2 separate regions of the Mus musculus genome follow, and region 2 is linked to region 1. A link is a contact called in ENCODE Hi-C data. All regions are on one chromosome and are shown on one strand. The core of a region is the stretch at or near the end of the contact, and the rest is flanking DNA. Distances in the headings are between cores, read along the strand shown.

The links. Hi-C counts contacts between places; a loop is a spot of excess contacts on that map.
Region 2: a loop to region 1 is called in a map of T-helper 1 cell, with 2.3 times the contacts of the local background. The contact joins two enhancer-like sites. A Hi-C loop is called at or near these places in 2 of 37 maps with a recorded cell type or tissue (T-helper 1 cell and regulatory T cell).

Annotation. Positions count from the first base shown.
Region 1 is chr15:62,160,761-62,163,460 of GRCm38, forward strand. The region is part of intron 1 of Pvt1 (Pvt1 oncogene); the gene reads left to right. Among named protein-coding and RNA genes, the nearest start is that of Pvt1, 120 kb to the left of the region's middle. Within about 2 kb of position 1,336, at least 1 of the 3 ENCODE cell types and tissues checked has a DNase peak (open chromatin) inside an H3K27ac peak, as active enhancers do.
Region 2 is chr15:62,801,608-62,804,307 of GRCm38, forward strand. No RefSeq gene overlaps it. Among named protein-coding and RNA genes, the nearest start is that of Gm22521, 9.8 kb to the left of the region's middle. Within about 2 kb of position 1,375, at least 1 of the 3 ENCODE cell types and tissues checked has a DNase peak (open chromatin) inside an H3K27ac peak, as active enhancers do.

The sequences.
Region 1 (2,700 bases), core at 86-2,585:
TCAAATGCCCCAAAGCCTGAAACCACCTTATTGAAAAGTAGACTGGAAAAGTCTGCCTCTCCAGCCAAAAATAAAAATGAAATGTGATGTGTACCTTGAGGTACTAATATTCTAAAAGGGCCAAAAGCAGGTTCTTAGGTGGTTTTTGATATGACCCCTCTTGTCACCTCTTAGCCACCACAGCACAGTGGTCAGCATACAAACAGGCCTCCTGATTTATAAATAAAGTTTTATTAGACTCCAACCATACCCATTCTCCTCTATTTTTTCTGTGCTGATTTGTCGCTTTAGGGGCAGAGTCCAGTCATGGCAGAGAGCTTGTGCCCTACAGAGTCAGAAAGGTTTCTGTCCCTTAAAGGAAAAAAACTGGCCAGTCCCTGCTGTAAGCTGCTCTTCCGGTACCGGGGCTGAGCTCTTCTTTGCAGAATGTGGAGCATTCTGCGGGCCGTTTCTCAGTATTTCCTTGCTTCTCAGAGCATGCCAGTGCGAGCAGGGCCAGCAGCAGGTGAGCGAGCAGCTGGCATTCACAGCGGCTCTCCTTGACCTCATAGGCTAAGCTTATCCTGCATACCTCTGCCAGTAGGCAACAACCCAGGCCCACGCTGCTAGGAGAGGCTTTTCCAAATCCATCACTTGGGGATTGCTGGGTAAGAGTTTGCATTGGTGATCATAGAGAGCATGGGACATATCTCTTCCCATCTTCCCATGGAGTATCCCTAGCCCCTGCCTGGCCTGATATGTAAGTTAATTTTATTTTTATTACTATTATTATTACTGTGACAATATACCCAACAAAAGCCAAGGGAGGGTTTATTTTTGGCTTACAGTTTGGTTCTCCGTAGTGGGGAATGCACGGAGGCAGGAGCATGAAGTAGCTAATCACATTGTATTTGTAATTCAGAGAGCGATGCCTATACTGGCCTTCTATTTGCTTTATCAGTTTCATTTAGTTCAGGATCCTGACCAATGGCATGGTTCTGTTCATCCTTAGAGTGAGTCTTCCTTCTTAACCTTAAACTATTTAAGTTACTCAACTTAACCCAGTCTAGAAACTCTCTCACACAGATCTTCTGGAAATTTGTCTCGAGGAGACGCTAGATTCTGTTACATGAGCAATTGATGTTAGCCATTACCCCTGGGATTAAATCGGGATTCCAATAATACTTTATGACTGGAAGGAAGACTCTAGAAAAGGAGATAGCCATGACCTTTCAGGGTTGAATGCTAGAGCCCAGCTTCTAGAACCCATGGCAGGCTGCTGGGTGACCTTGGACAAGGAGCCTGACTCTCATGGCTTTGATTTCCTCATTTGGAAAGTGGGGGTTAAGCCTAGTCCTGACAGGACCATGAGAGATACAGGCATGACAATGGGTCACATGCAGGAAGCATTCTTGACCCATTGCCAGGGTGCTGAGAAGACAGGCTGTTACAGGCTCAGGGGCATTTGCCGGGGACTCCTGAGAGACAAAGAGTAAAAGGAGAAGCAGTCCTTTGATAGTCTTGCCAAAGGAAATTCCCAGCAGGTGAGAGTGTTGAAGATGGAATAGCAAGCCTTTCCTCACCTGGTCCGCTCTTGAGAAAGCCAGCCTCGGCGTGCTTGTCTTCCTCCACGGAACAGGGAGAGGCAGGGTGTCTCCTGTGGGTTGTCAACAGCACCTCAGCGCTGCAGAGGCCCCAACAGGACCTGGAAGCTGCACACTGAAGCACGCAGGGGGCAAATTCCATTCTTGTCACCCCCCCAGCGTTGGTTAGGTGCTCCCTTTGCCCTCTGTGGGTAAGTTACCTTCACTGGCCTGCTTTCCCATTTCAGAGAAAGTCACTGGACTGAACAGCAAGTAAGTAGTCAGGGAACCTCTTGCCATTTGCCAGTTACCCACAGAGCCCTGGCTCGTTCCAAAAGCAGCTATTGAACCATGGCCTAAACAAATTAAGAAGGACTCCTGCCTCCTGTACTCTTGGCCCTGGAGTTTTGGAGAGAAATCACTTTTATTTTTTATGAGTTAGATCTTCTCAGCCCAATTTAATCAGCTTTGAAATATACCTATACTAGGATACAGACCTGATAAACAGATACCATTATGCAGGGAAGAACTAGACGTCGGTTGCCCCTGGAAGCCACAAGGTGAAACTCTTGCCTGTATATGCCCTTGCTATACATTATATGTACATGGTCTGTAAAATCTTGGGGGGGGGGGTAATCAGCCTGCTCAGGAGAAAAGATACCAGAAGGTCCCCATTTATGGGTATAAAAACAGTGCAGGTTTCTGAGATAAATTGAATGTGGCCAGAGGCACAGAATTGGTTGCCTAGGCATTAGGACTAGATTTAGGTTAAGTGCTCACCTCTGGTTTGATTGTCTCTGCCTGTATTTTATGCAGACAGCAGTCTGTCGGGATTCTATGATGGGCTGGAATCCCACTTGGACCCCAATTTGCAGGAACCTAAATTTATCCATGCTCTTAAGCACCCCACTGCAGAGGCTGGTCTCAGTTACCTTTCAGAAAAAGGCTTAATTCAGGTTGCTGAGTTTTGAAATCGCATCTAGACCTCCCTGTGAGGTGTTGCACGAACATTTGTGGGAATCAGTTAGCATCCGTTCATATGCAGATCTGGGTTTTTTTCTACTCTTATCTGAACACTGTAGGAAGGAGAGGCCCGGACCTCTCAGAGCTGAGGCTATCAGAGACTGTTGGATCCACC
Region 2 (2,700 bases), core at 125-2,624, 640 kb after region 1:
TAGGGGACCCAGAACAGACTGACCATTTCCCTCTAGTGTGGAGACTTTTAGGACTCTGTGTAATCTTCTCAATTTATTTCAAAGTTGGTGTTTTAAAGATATTTCCAGGATTATCCCATCACGGTTATTTGGATTGCTTTTGGCTGTTTTACAAATCCACAAAGGTGCTTGTGGTAGGAACTTTTCTCAAAGCTCTCACAATGAGAAATCGCTGGTACAGCCTCCATCCTCTACCCCATTGTGAGTATGGGAAGTTATTCAAAGGCTTTTAGGTTGGCTGTATGCCAAGAGAGGATGACTGTTACCTGTAATCAGATTCTTCAAGCTCATTTCAATCCCCCCTAAGGACCCTACAAATTGTCTTTCCAGGCAAATTTAGGAATGATTGTCTGGAGCCATTCTAAAAATCTTGCTAATTTACTGATCCACTCCTGTCCTGTTTAGTTTATTGTTTATTATTTTTATTAATAGCACTTAAATTCACCTTGAAACGCTGAAACTGAAGAATTTCCTTGCATCAGGTGAGTGAGTCTGTTGTTTTATCTGTGACAGATTGTCTTGGTTAATAATCAGAATGAGAAAATCCAGTACAGTGAATGGCACTATCCTTAGGCAGATGAGGAAGCCAGAGACTTAACCAGTAAGTAGTACTCCTCTATGGCTTCAGTTTCTACCCTGACTTTACTCAATTATGGACTATACCCTGGAAGTATAAATCAAACAAATATTTTCACCCACCCACTAAGTTTGTTTTTCTTAGACTGTCTTGTTACAGAAGGAGAAAAAACAAGCTTGCACAAGCTCCTAAACTTTTCTCAGAAACGTAAAGGTATCATTGGACGTAAAGACAATTTCCAATGAGCTTTTCAACCCTTTGATTATCATGAATCATTGACAAATTGAACAAAAAGAGCCAAGTGTGCTTTATATGTAAACAAAATATTGGAAGAGTGGATTATTACAGCTCTCTTAAAATAGAGTTTCCTGGAAGAGTTCTGTGGAACATATGTATATTTATCTCAACTCTCATTTGAAATCTGAACTCCCACATGATGTCAGTTTGCTTAGGTCATTTAAACTCTCAAGGCCTGTGCATGAGCATTTTTAGAGTGAGGGGCAGTTGAGGAGACCTCTGGTAAGTTCTGTGTTAGCTACAACATTCAGTGATTCTAGTCTTTTGGTATTAAAGACCATTTCTTTGGATTTTGTTTTTCTTTTACTGAAAGTTCCACCTTACCCTGCAAAGCTCCTCAGCCAGAATAGACTAGATTTAAATTTGTAGGCTTATAATATTTCAGAGTTCAAAGGCACTGTCAGGTCACAGAGCTCAACTCTATGGTGATACATAATACCTTCTCCAACACCTCCACCAAGTGGCCAAGCAGTCTGTATTCCACAGGTAGGAGCATGCCTGTTGGTACTCACCACATCCATTCTATGCCAAACAGCATTTGCTCTAAACCTCCCTATGACTTTGAGGTTCTTTCTCCAGTTTTTCCCAAAGCAGGTGTCTCTCTTGTTTCACAAGGACACCTAAATTCTACCTTTATGCTCAATTTACTGTTTTTTTTTTTTCTTTTTAAACAAAGCATTTCTTCAGTCATTTGAAAATGATCAATCCAAACCCTTAGCTCTAGAAAAGGTAACTCGGCTCTTTGGATCTTTGGAGCATCCTTGTTCTGAGAGTGTCCCTAGTTCTGATCACTGTCTTCGTAATTTGGCACAGATTACCAACTTCCATTTGACTGCCTCTCAGTAATCAGTTAAGTATCCAAGTAATTTGGGATGGCAAAATTTCAAAGCTGGCTTTCATCAAAAACAAAAGAATCTGATAGGAAACTGGTACAGAAGCTGACGAAAATATAGAACCGAAGCGATGCTAGGAACAGAACAGTCATTTCTGTTGGGTATCTTGAGCCCCAACTTCAGTGCATTGCCTTCAGTAATATACTAACTCTCCCCGCCTGTGATGTTTAAGTTACCTTTAGAAGATTGACATCTAAGGAATTTAAGGTTTTTTTTTTTCATGTTGAAAAGTAGTTAATCAATACCTCAAATGGAAGAAATATTTCAGACATACTGTATAAGAAATAAAGTTATGGAAGGACTGAAGGAGCTGAAGGGGACTGCAACCCTATAGGGGGAAAAAAACAGTATCAACTAACTGGTCTCTCCAGGGACCAAGCCAAGCAAAGAGTATACATGGGTAAGTCCATGGCTCCCACTACATATGTAGGAGAGGATTGCCTTATCTGGCATCAACAGGAGCAGAGATGCTTGGTCTTCTGGAGGCCTGTTGTACCATCGAAGGAGGGTGCTAAAGAGGTGAGGCAGGATTGGGTAGGTGGGTGGGAGAGTACCCTATTAGAGGCAAAGGAAAGTGAAGATGGAATGAGATGTTTACAGAGAGGAAACTGGGAATGAGCACGTTTGAAAAATAATAATAAGTAAGTAAACTAAAAAAACACTCTCTTTCTACAAATAAATGGAAAGCATTAAAAAATCTGGCTCCCTAATTACTTTTCAAGAGAAACTACTTTTGAAATTTCTTTAGAGAGCAGATTTCCAGACTGAGACTACTAGACAGAAATACCACCGAATGGCAGAGTGTTTTCATGTCCCTCTGTAGGAGTATAGATGAGTCTTCTGTGCTTTACTCTTTTTCCTATGGTAGTTCATCCAGCTGACAAGGGTCCTTAG